Regions from separate parts of the Homo sapiens genome. Here all the other regions are linked to region 1. A link is an interaction called in ENCODE POLR2A ChIA-PET data of the cell type or tissue named here. Cell type or tissue: GM12878. All regions are shown on one strand. Region 1 overlaps LOC400499 (putative uncharacterized protein LOC400499). Region 2 overlaps CLEC16A (C-type lectin domain containing 16A). Region 3 has its middle 50 kb from the start of SOCS1.

Region 1 (4,000 bases):
CTCGTCTCGAACTCCTGACCTCAGGTTATCCACCTGCCTTGGCCTACCAAAGTGCTGGGATTACAGGCGTGAGCCACTGTGTCCAGCCCCATAAGGTAGATTTATATTCACCTTTTAAGAAACCGCCAAACTGTGTTTTGGAGTTGCCATGCCGCCACGTTCCCCCCAGCATGTGTGGAGCCTCCATTTCCACACACCCCCTCTTGATATTGATGTGACATCTTTTTAATGTTGAACGTTTCTCGATAACACATGCAGCATGGCCTTCTTTGCATTCAAAGTGTTTCATATCCCTCAGCAGCATTTGAAAGATTTCTTCATATGGATTGTGTGTGTATATTTTTGCACATTTATTTCTGAGAATTTTGTTTTTTGGGAGTGTGCTGTTGCAAATGGGATGTTTTCTTCTGTTAACTTTTCTAACTGCTTGTTTGTACATAGGAGGACTGAGGCCAGCCTTGGTGGCTCACATCTATAATCCTAGCACTTAGGGAGACTGAGGCAGAAGGACTGCTCGAGCCCAGGAGTTTGAGACCAGCCTGGGCATCATAGTAAGACCGCATCTTTATGTTATTTTTTTTTTGAGACAGGGTCTTTCTTTGTCACCCAGGCTAAGTGCAGTAATGCAGTCCCGGTTCACTGCAACCTCCATGTCCTGGGTTCAAGCAATTCTCATGCCTCAGCCTTCTGAGTACCCGGTATTACAGGTGTGTGCCATCACACCCAGCTAATTTTTGTATTATTAGTAGAGGTGGAGTTTTGCCATGTTGGCCAGGCTGGTACCGAACTCCTGGCCTCGAGCAATCCGCCTCTCTCGGCCTCCCAAAGTGCTGGGATTACAGGCGTGAGCTGTGCCCGGCCCCATCTCTATATTTTAAAAATTAAGAAAAAGGAAGGCTGCTTATTATGTTACTTTTGTACCTAACTCCTTAGCAAAATCTGTCTGCCTCATTTTTCAGAGTAAATTATTTTACCTCCTGCTTTTTTCTTAAATGTCTTACTTTCCTCCTTGCCTAGTTTCATCAGCTAGGGCCTCCAAAATAATAGTGGTAACAGAGGGCATTCTTTTGTTGCGAAGGTTAATGGAAGCTTCTGTTGCTTCCATCCCCTATAAATGATGCTGGGCTCTGGCTTGATGGGTGTGTGTCTGGGTGTAATTTCCTTTATCGTGTGTAATTTAAGGAAGTATCCCTCTTTCTAATTTGATGTGTTTTTTTCTAAATTTTGTAGTAAATTTTGTCAAATGCCTTTTCAACATCTACGATGATTATGATTTTTAACATATTAATATGAATGAAATTAGGCTGGGCGCAGTGGCTCACACCTGTAATCCCAGCACTTTGGGAGGCTGAGGCAGGCAGATCACAAGGTCAGGAGGTCAAGACCATCCTGGCTAACATGGTGAAACCCCATCTCTTCTAAAAATACAAAAAAGCTAGTCAGGTGTGGTGGCGGACGCCTGTAGTCCCGGGAGGGTGAGGCAGGAGAACTGAGTGAACCCAGGAAGCGGAGCTTGCAGTGAGCCTAGATCGCACCACTGCACTCCAGCCTGGGCAATAGAGCGAGACTCCATCTCAGGAAAAAAAAAAAAAAAAAAAAAATATGTGTGTATATATATATATATATATATATATATATATATATTTGAAATTAAAAGATGTTCTAATTTTGAGCTATCCTTGTCACACTGTACAATTCTCACTTGGTTTAGGTCACTTTTTTTTTAAGGCCCCAGTGGGGTTTGTTTGGTAATATTTTATTTTGGATTTTCTTACCTTGATTTGTATGTAAACATCTTACCTTGTTTTGTTTTGGAGATAGGGCCTTGCTCTGATGCCCAGGCTGGAGTGCAGTGGTGTGATCATAGTTGATTGTGATTTTGAACTCCTGGGCTCAAGTGATCCTCCTGCCTCAGCCTCCTAGACAGGCATGTGCCACCATGCCTGGCTAATGATTAAATTTTTTTAGAGACAGAGTCTTGCTATGTTGTCCAGGCTGGAGTTCAGTGTATATTGTAGACGTGAATTGGTCTTTCCGCTGGAATCATTCCCTCTCCTATCTGTTTCAAATTCATGCATAAGTACTCCACCCACACCCCCCAGTTGGAAAGTATTGATGTTGTCCAACCTGCCTTGAGAAGGGAGAACTATGTTTCCCTCTTTGTATCTCTGCTGGTGTCCAGTCCACTGCTGTGTTTTTGGTAAATACTTGACCCATAGAATGTGGGAGGCAGGAAGGAAAGCTTCTGCGTTTCCTTTCTGGACCAGAAATCATGGATCCGTTAAGCATATTGAGAAACCAACAGGTCAGGTGGCTGCACACTCTAGTTGCATCTGACTCTGAATTGCTCATGGGCCCCTGAGCACCAGTGATTTGCTTTTCTTTTATTGCAAAAGCAGAAGTGGGGGTTGAGTGAGCTTGGGCAGCCTTGGGAGGCAGGCAGGCCCGCGTCAGTGCCATCCTGGCTGTTTGTAGCTTGTATGACCTTGGGGAAATCCCCTCAACTCTCTGAGCCTTTGTTTCTTCTCTCATTAAGTGGGGATCATCCGTTCCTCATTGGACTATTGTAAGGCCTAAGATCAAACTTTTTTTTTTTTTTTTTTTTTGAGATGGAGCCTTCGCTCTGTCGCCCAGGCTACAGTGCAGTGGCACGATCTCCGCTCACTGCAAGCTCCACCTCCCGTGTTCACGCCATTCTCCTGCCCCAACCTCCCAAGTAGCTGGGACTACAGGAGCCCGCCACCTCACTCGGCTAATTTTTTGTATGTTTAGTAGAGACGGGGTTTCACCGTGTTAGCCAAGATGGTCTCGATTTGCTGACCTCATGATCCACCCACCTTGGCCTCCCAAAGTGCTGGGATTACAGGCGTGACCCACTGTGCCCGACCCAAACTTTTTTTTTTTTTTTTTGAGACGGAGTCTCACTCTGTCGCCAGGCTGGAGTGCAGTGGTGTGATCTTGGCTCACTGCAGTCTCCGCCTCCTGGGTTCAAGCAGTTCTCTGCCTCAGCCTCCTGGGTAGCTGGGATTACAGGCGCCAGCCACCATGCCCGGATTTTTTTTTTTTTTTTTTTTTTTTCCAGTAGAGATGAGGTTTCACCGTGTTGGCCAGGCTGGTCTTGAATTCCTGACCTCATGATCCACCCGCCTCGGCCTCCCAAAGTGCTGGGATTACAGGCGTGAGCCACTGCACCCAGCCCCCAGATCAAACATCTTTCAAGGCACTTGGAGCAGTGCCTGGTCTCCAGGGTCTTTAGGCTGTAACCACAGCAAAGCACTCAAATCACAGCCACTCTCCCTTCTGTCTTCCCTCCAGTGTGGGGGTGTGGAGGACCAACCTTCTTGTTCCCATTCACCCTGGAGTTCTTTCTTCTGAACTTCATCTAGCACCTGCTATGCACCAGGGATTCATGGGGGGGATGGTGGGGCGGAGGTCAAGGACGGTCAAGTCTGGCCTTCAGCTTGCCTCAGTCCCCGTGGCTGATGCCTTGCCCTTTGCTCTGGAATCTGGGCCCTACAAGCTCCTACCAGGCTCAGTGCAGAGAGGGCTCGAGGGCACCCCCTATCGGTGAGCAGATTCCATAGCTGCCCACGCCTCCCCCTCTCTTGAGTGGATGATCAACCCCAGCAATCTAGAGACATGTTCTTGGATTCTGCCAGCTTTATTTTTCAGTTGAAAACTCAAAGGAAAAAGTTACATTCCCAAAAGAAAGTAAAACACTTCCAATGATGTAGCCTGGAGGCCTGAGTTCACAGGTGCCCCTACCAAAACAGAGGCCCTCCCCAGGGTCCCCTGAAGCATTCAGTCCCAGTGTGTCTACCCCAAAGAGAGAAGCTGCCTACCTGGGCTTCTGATTAAGAGGCTTGGGGCCATCACTTCCCTTCAAGGAAACTCCTGCCTGAAAAGACCCCTGGATCAGGCAGGGAAAGCCAGTACCAAGCAGCTGAGGACCTGGCTTCGTGTCCCCCACCACGCAGTCAGCGTTCTGAAGCAGTGGCTT
Region 2 (4,000 bases), 260 kb before region 1:
CTCTTTTGGTCTAGACAATCACTGAGGCCCACTCAGGTTCAAGGAGAAGGGTAGACCCCACCACTTGATGGGAGGAGAGTCAAAGTCACACTATGAGAAGAACATGTAGGTAAGAAATATTGCTGTGGCCATCTTTGGAAAGTATAGTCCGTAAGAAAATCCATTTCAGTGCCCCTCTAGTCTGTGCTGTTACACCAAGGAGAAGGTCTCAGATTCAGACTAGTTTGTCGTAGAAACTCTGTAACTCAGATTTCCTCTTTTTATCAAAAGAGCAGGCATTAGGCTGTAATTTAATAAATGGTCTTTTCTCCTCTAATCAGTTTTCATGTTTACCTTAATGATTGTAAGTAATTCTGTTTTTCCATTCATGGTAATGATATGAAGTTTCCTTCTGAAATTTATTTTAATAGAATACAAATGTTTTAGAAAAATTAAGCATAAGCTCTCCTTTGCTGCTATAAATTTACTCTCGCATGTGCGTATGAATAAGAATGTTCCTTTGAATGTTGTAGCAAAAGCTTCTAAACACTCCGAATGTCTGCCAGTTGGAGAGCTGTTAAATGGTGTAGAGTTCTCCCTACCGTGGGAGAGAACGCAGCTATGAAAAATCACAAGGAGTGTCTCAGTGCCGATGTGCCATCAGGAAGTGTCAAAAGTACAATGTAGGCAGTGTGGGTGGCATGCCACCATTTAAGAAAGGAAATGGAGAGGAGAACATAGCCCCATGAGTGCTTGAAAATGCACAGTGGACAGGCAACAAGAGCCCGTGCAGTGGTTGCCTCTGCAGAGGGGCACAGGAGACACTTATTATCCACTGTAAAAAGGTTTTATACCTGTTAAAATGGGAACCTAGGAATGTGTTATCTAGTGAAAGTGGTTGATAAGTTTAATATTTTCAAATAAAATAGAATGGGTCAGGTGTGGTGGCTCACACCTATAATCCCAGCACTTTGGGAGGCCAAGGCAGGAGGACCACTTGATCCAGGAGTTTGAGACCAGGCTGGACAACATAGCAAGATCCTATCTCTACAAAAAAAAAAAAAAAAAAAAGATTACCCAGGAATGATGGCACACCTGTAGTCCTAGCTACTTAGAAGGCTGAGGCAGGAGGATCGCTTGGGTGCAAGAGTTTGAGGCTGCGGTAAGCAATGATTGCACCATTGCAGTCCAGCCTGGGTGACAGACCTATCTCAGTCAATACATACATACATACATACACACACACATACATATGACATGCAGCAAATTTTCTCCCCTCCCCAAAGAAAAATAAAAGGTAGTGCCTGGGAGTAGGAGGGCTATGTCACCTTTCCTTGGAACAAGGTTCCGCTAGGAGGCATGCCATACCTTCAGGGTCCTGGGTAAGATGGAGACATCTGCCATCCTACCTTTTGCCTGTGGGGCCTGGTTCCTCCCCAGAATGGAGGCTTGGTCTGCACAGCCTTTCATGGTCCTTAGCCTTCCACCTGGGCCCTGAACTCCTCTTGGTGGGGGCCAAGCCTCATTCTCAGTATAGGTACTTAGTGCCTAGTACAGAGCCTGGCCCCAGTAGGCACCAGACTGTGCACGTGCACATGTGAGCTGAACTGGACACCAGAGCTCTTGAACTCACAGGTGTGACTGTGAGAAGAACTCACACTTGGAAACATCCACAGCTATGTCCCAAGGGTGCTGTCAGAGAGCTCTTGGCTTCACGCCATCACCTGGTTCTCAGTGATTGTCTATCATCTGCATGATCAGGCAGAGCCCGGCTGGCCAGCAGCTTGGCCTAGTGCTGCTCCCCAACCCTGGCTGGGCCTCATAAAGACCTGAGTCCCTTTGTGTAAAGCTGTGGAAAGAGACTCACTTATTTCTTTATTCAATTTTAAGTGTGCAAATAACATACCTATTTTCCCTTTAGAAAATCAGAGCAGTGTGTAGAAACTAAAATCGGCCTGTAATTCCAGCACTTTGGGAGGCTGAGGTGGGAGGATCCCTTGAGCCAGCAGTTCGAGTCCAGCCTGGGCAACATGGCACAACCCCATCTCTACAAAAAATAAAGAATTAGCTGGGCATGGATGGTGCATGCCTTTAGTCCCAGTAACTTGGGAGCCTGAGGTGAGAGGATCACTCGAGCCTGTGAGGCCGAGGCTGCAGTAAGCCATGATCGCTCCCCTGTACTCCAGCCTGGGTGACAGAGTGAGACCCTGTCTCAAAGAAAAAAAACAGAAAGAAAAAGAAACTAAAATCACCTTGGAGCTTCTTTTTCTACTCATCGTATGTTCTTGAGACTTGGCTCTCTTGAACTCTCTGGAAGGCGAATTCATTCCATGTCATTGCTCCTTGGTGTTACACAGAAGGAATAAACACATTTTAGTTAGGCTTTCCCTTCTTGCTGGAAAATTGACTCTTCACAGTCTTTTAGCCCACGCGTGTGAGTGTTTTTCTTGGGAACATACCAATTGCTAGGTCATAGAATGTGAAACTTTCGGTTTTAATAAATAATGCTAATTTGTCCTTCAAAACGGCTATGCTAATTTATTCTCCCACTAGCAGCTTTTGAGAAATGCCAGTTTCTCTGCATCCTCATTATACCTGATGTTATCAGACATGTTTATTCTTGCCAATCCTATGGGCAGAAGATGGTATTTTGAGTTGTTTCCTGATTTCCCATGAGGATGGCCGTGTGTGTGTGTGTGTGTGTGTGTGTGTGTGTGTGTGTGTGTGTGTGTGTTTATTGGCAATCCCCATTCCTGGCTGCCCCCTTCCCCTCATCTGTGAATGGCCTATGCAAATCCTTCACGTTTACTACTGTATCTTTGGCCTCTTAAATCATAGGGATAATTGATCTGATCATTGTCTTCTGATAATTTTCTTAATAGAATCCTAAGCCCCACCCCTGTAGAATTGGAGATTCGATGGGCAGTGAGATCTGGGGATGGTGGATGGATGACCAGGCAGTCTCATGTCACCTGTCAGCTGCACTGGCCTCTCCTTGCCATGGCCACTCCTGAGTGTCAGGCAGGGAGGCTGCCACATACCACGACAGAGCCGTCTGCCACCAAGTCCTTCCCATGGTACCTTAGCACTCAGCATACTCCTGCTGGCTCCCAAATGCATGCATGAAGCCTGCAGGCAGAGGCTTTAGAGGGTGGGCCGAGTTGGATTCCATTCAGCATTTCTCTCCTGGATTTCTCCTCAACCCAAGACCCCATGGCAGTCCCAAGGTGACTAGCCTGTGTCCCCCAGGGCTCCACAGCCAGGGTGTGGAGCAGCCGAGGACTGGGGCAGGGTACAGGAGTTCCCTAAAATGATACTGGCGGGACCCACAAAGGAGTCACCCAAAACCCGCAATTCCTTGATCTCCCTTGCGGATAGCATTTGCTTGTAATCTGTAGAAGCCGCTTCATTTCTCCTTAACTGCCCCACAGCCTCTGAAAAGCGAGAGCTCCCTCCCTGGGATCCTTCCTGTCTCACTGGTGTGGCCGCATTTTAGTTTTCTTATGAAATCTCTCACTGTGTTCTCACAGGGCTTTGATGTCTCAATTACATTTCTGAAAGCTGTTCCGTTCTGGGGTTTTATCCTTCCTTTTTTGTTCTTTGTGGTGGAGGTGGCAGGTCTTTCTTCCGCTGAAGCCCCTCAGGCAGCCAGGCTCTATGAGGGAGTCGCACTGCCTGGGACAAACCCCATTGACACTGACGTGTATGACTGTGTCCGTTTTCCCAGATCAAACTCTCAGATGAACTTCTTTTGTGAATGTGAAAACAGAAGGTAGTCAAGTTGTCCTGTGTAGAGTGAGGAAAGGGAAAGGAGAGGAGGGGGAAGGAGGATAGAAAGAGAAAGAAAGGAAAGAACATGTTTATTGTTTTTGTTCTATTTTTAAAGAGTATTTTTTAAAAGATTCCCACTGAGAAAATGCTTTAAGTTTTGTTTGTTTGTTTTGAGACAGGGCTCATCACTCTGTCACCCAGACCGGAGTTCAGTGGTGTGATCACGGCTCTCTATAGCCTCAACCTCCCT
Region 3 (4,000 bases), 160 kb before region 1:
TGTTGGCAACGATGATGCTGAGGAGGAAGAGCAGGGGCCCATGGAGAAGGACAGGGTCCATACCACCAGGTATGTGCCACCACTTTTTCCTGTGATGCCAGGAAAGGGGGCATCCCCATTGCTAGGGGTCTGAAGACCTGGAGTGAGAGAGAGAATGGCTGTGCCCATGACTGGAGGCTCAGGGCTCTGAGAGGTGGAGTCAGGGGTCTGTGGGGGAGGCAGTGGGTGATCCCTCAACCACGTGGCTTGTCCTTCCCACGCCTGCAGAGAAACATTGGTCACCCTGCCTTTGCCCCAGCTGGCTGCTTTCCTGGGATGTGACCTTTCACGTTGGTGGCCAAACCTGTCCATCCTTGACACTAGCTCAGACATCCCCTCCTCCAGGAAGCCTCCTCAGATGTCACTGGCCAGGCATTTGCCTTCCTTAGTCTTCTGGATCCCTAGTCTAGGACTGAGTGCTTCCTGCCTCCTCACTGCCTCTGACTTCTCTGGGGGGTTGATTTAACACGGCCACGGGGGCTTATTTCCATAACCCCAGCCTCTGCCACAGGAGCCGCTATAGGGTTGAGCTTTACATCCTCTCAGTGGGCTCGTGACCCCGTCATCCACACCTTCCCTTTTATCGGGTCCCTTTCATGTGGTGTCTCATCGACTCCTTACCATAGCCCTAACGGATGGACATCGCTATTCATTCCCATTCTACAGATGCAGAAACTGAGCTTCAGGGAAGCTGAGGAGCTCACCCTGGGTCATACGGCCAGCAAGTGGCACAGTCAAGATCCGAACCCAGGTCAGGCTGTGTCCACAGGGTATCTTGGACAGGGCTAAACTTCCACCACATTGTCTCTTCATATAATGTTGAAATCTGGCTTCTCTTTCAATAGCTGCCCCAACGCGGCCGGAGCACTGGGACTAAGGCAGACGTGAGCGCTAGTATCGCAGTCACCAGCACTGCTACAGCGCCTTCCCTTTTAGTGCCTCCTGTCAACGCTGAGAGGTAGTCACAAGTATCCCCATGGCAGATGTGGGAGGACTGAGGCCCATGAGGTCCAGGGCTCCAGGGGCACCTGGCTCTGATGAGGCTAAACTCAAGCTTGCCCCTTCTCTGCACCCCAAACTCCTGGTTTCTGGACCCAGCTCAGCACGTGGAGCCTTGGGTCACACCCAGCACCCAGTGAACGGCATCCGAGAAACACTCTTCCTGCTGAAAGCCTGGCTTTCTGGAAGGGAGCTGGGGGAAACTGGGAGAGGATGGAGGGGGGCCAGGTAGCAGATAGCCACACTCCTTGCGGCAGGAAGTTCTACACATCATTTCTGGGAACCAGGATAGCTTGGCAGTAACTCGGCGCACTTTGACCCCAATAGAGCACCCAGCTGTCACTGTTGACAGCCCCCCTTCCTTCCCAGGGGATGCTGCTGAGCTGCTTGGAGCCTTCATGTCGGACATCCAGGTGGGCCTGGGGACAGCCTTGGAGCTCCCGGGCCACCTGTCTGGCCACCACCGGATGGAGTGCCCAGATGGGGCTTCTGCCAGCTGTCCAGGAGGCAGCCCAGGCTGGGACATCCAAGCTGAGCCCTGAGCTGGCCTGGCCTGGCCCAGCCCGCACTGATGAGGCAATGTGAGTCCTGTTTCCTGTTACTGTGGCTATGCAAATGGGGGGAAATCAGGGCCTCTCCTGGGGTAGGCTTCCCGGAATGATGGCATTGATTGTCCCAAGAAACCTGGCCCCAGTGGGGCTGCTATGGGAGGGCAGTTGTCAACGGCTAAGATCCCTTTCCTGGTGCATCTCTCCTGCGTGCTGGGCTACATACTGCTGGGAAAAGCTTCTTCAGCCCAGACCTAGGTCATCACTGCATGTCCACTCCCGGACCCACTGCCCATGAGAGCTGGGCTGTGGCTTCCACTTCTTGTCACTGCATCCCCAGCTCCTGGTACATCGTGGGAGTGGGGCGGACAGGACCAGGAAGTGGGTGGCCTCAATGGCTCTCAGCCCCTGGCCTGGAGATCACCACACCCTTCTCTTTACACATAAGGAAACTGAGGACACCAGACTGGGCCAGGGACTTGCCCACGTCTCTCTGCCTCGCCCAGACATGCCGCAGCAGCAGTGGCAAACTTCTGCTTGCCCCCAGAAGCCAGCTGAGTCTTCCAGGTCAAGTCCCTCTCCTGCTCCCCACAGTCCTGTCACACCCCTGGCTGCTCCCCAGGTCAGCCTCTCCTAGGGGTCGTTCTCAGCTCACATCTGACCATGCCACTCCCCTGCCCTGGCACCTAGCCCTCACTCAAAGCCAGGCCTCATAAGCCAGCAGTGATTGGGTACCTTCCACCCTGAGTGGTCTCATCTCTTGACAACTCTGCCTCACACATTACCCCTGGTGATGCCAGAACTCCTTGGAATTCCCCCTTGCACCTCTGTGGCTTTGCAAAGCTGTTGCCTCAGCCTGAGAGGATGCCTCCAACACCTTTCTTTCTCTCTTTATTTTTTTTTTCTGAGACCGAGTCTCACTCTGTCACCCAGGCTGGAGTGCAGTGGCACGATCTCAGCTCACTGCAGCCTCTGCCTCCTGGGTTCAAGCAATTCTTGTGCCTCAGCGTCCCAAGTAGCTGGGATTACAGGCATGTACACCACGCTCAGCTAATTTTTGTATTTTTAGTAGAGATGGGGTCTCGCCATGTTGGCCAGGTTGGTCTCGAACTCCTGACCTTGTGATCCGCCCACCTTGGCCTCCCAGACTGCTAGGATTACAGTTGTGAGCCACTGCACAAGGCCTAACACCTTTGTTTCTATAATTCCTATTTTTTCTCCAACACTCAGCAGTGTCACCTCCAGGAAGCCTTCCCAGATGCCCGCAGCTGGACCAGGTGCCTCCTCTAGGCTCCCTGCATGTCCCCATCACAGCATGTATCACACTGGGCTGTCCTCATGATTTTAGTGCCTGTCTCCTCCACTGCATGGGAGACTCATCACGGAAGCTTGCACAGAGAAGGAGGCAGAGATGTGGAAATGCCCATGGGTGCAAGACACACGCAGGAAGTCGAACCTGTGGACTTGGGGTGCAGCAGAGGGCTGTGTCAAGGACTGAGTGACCAGATATTCGACTGTGCCTCTCCTGAGATGGGGAATGCTGAGGTTTGGGGAGGCACAGAGCCTTAGTCTATGAGCCCTAACTCTCTGAACTCCCACCCCAGAGTTAGGAAACTCCTCCCACATAGGACAATGGGCAAGTAGAGCCCGCCTTCCATGGGAGGAGCCCAAATAGTCCACACCCACTTTCCCTGCCTCCCTTGCAGCTAGGGCATGGCATGTGACTGGACTCTGCCAATCAGAGGCACCTGCTCTGGAGTTTGAATTGGAGGCTTGTCCTGTCCAGGACTCTTTCTGGGGGGAGCCTGGGCCACATGGAGTTCCTGGCAGCTGTGAAGAAGGAGGACTTCACCAGGCTGGCTCTGTGGTAGGAATAGGGGTGACGTCTTGCCTCCCCTTTTCCATGGGATCCTCCTGCCTTCCTGGGAGTTTTGCATACCCCAATATCTGTTTAATACCTTTTCTTCTGCTTGAATGAGCCACATTTGGATTCTGTCACTTGTCACTAAGAATCCTGGAGGCCCCTCTTGGGGGCAACCACTCGGACCAACCTTGAAGGAGGAGCCCATGTTGATGGGAAGGACAGCAAGTGCATTCGGGGTGTGGGAAACAGCTGACCAGGGTCAAGGTCAGGCTTCCGGGACACGACAGGGAGTGTTGGGGATGATGGCTCATCTGGGTCAGATTGTGGGGTTCGGTGGGGACCTGTTGGCAGGGGGTAGATCCAAGGCAGCTGATCCTGAATGCCAGGGCGAGAGCAAGCTTGGATGCCAGCCTGCGGGCAGTGGGACCCAGTGACATACTGTAAGTGGAGGTGGGACGTGGTCAGATTTGGGTTCCAGAAAGCTCAGTCTGCTGCTAGGAGGAAAAGCTAGACCAGATGGGGCAAGACTGGGAGAGTAGGGGACCAGGCA

What was found. Peaks named below come from ENCODE experiments on the same cell type or tissue, not always from the same donor. Only the 100,000 strongest peaks of a DNase experiment are listed, where the experiment ranks them.
Region 2: POLR2A ChIA-PET joins it to region 1 with 15 read pairs; 3 of 35 experiments call an interaction of 5 or more read pairs at or near these places.
Region 3: POLR2A ChIA-PET joins it to region 1 with 14 read pairs; 3 of 35 experiments call an interaction of 5 or more read pairs at or near these places.

The regions. Positions count from the first base shown.
Region 1 is chr16:11,368,370-11,372,369 of GRCh38, forward strand. It overlaps LOC400499 (putative uncharacterized protein LOC400499), which reads right to left. Exons shown (of 67, transcript NM_001370704.1): 67 at 3,646-4,000. All of the region lies in intron 1 of LOC105371082 (a long non-coding RNA gene), which reads left to right. Among named protein-coding and RNA genes, the nearest start is that of RMI2, 25 kb to the left of the region's middle. RefSeq lists enhancers at 2,111-2,170, 2,356-2,856. In GM12878, a CTCF peak has its summit at 3,560 (motif pointing left); a DNase peak (open chromatin) is centred at 2,442.
Region 2 is chr16:11,111,466-11,115,465 of GRCh38, forward strand. The region is part of intron 19 of CLEC16A (C-type lectin domain containing 16A); the gene reads left to right. Among named protein-coding and RNA genes, the nearest start is that of SOCS1, 140 kb to the right of the region's middle. RefSeq lists a silencer at 1,567-1,861 and an enhancer at 1,567-1,861. In GM12878, no CTCF peak of the experiment used is centred here; DNase peaks (open chromatin) are centred at 1,686 and 3,543; H3K27ac peaks cover 2,487 bases.
Region 3 is chr16:11,204,563-11,208,562 of GRCh38, forward strand. No RefSeq gene overlaps it. Among named protein-coding and RNA genes, the nearest start is that of SOCS1, 50 kb to the right of the region's middle. RefSeq lists enhancers at 1,617-1,756, 2,077-2,166, 2,177-2,246. In GM12878, no CTCF peak of the experiment used is centred here; a DNase peak (open chromatin) is centred at 2,369; H3K27ac peaks cover 2,245 bases.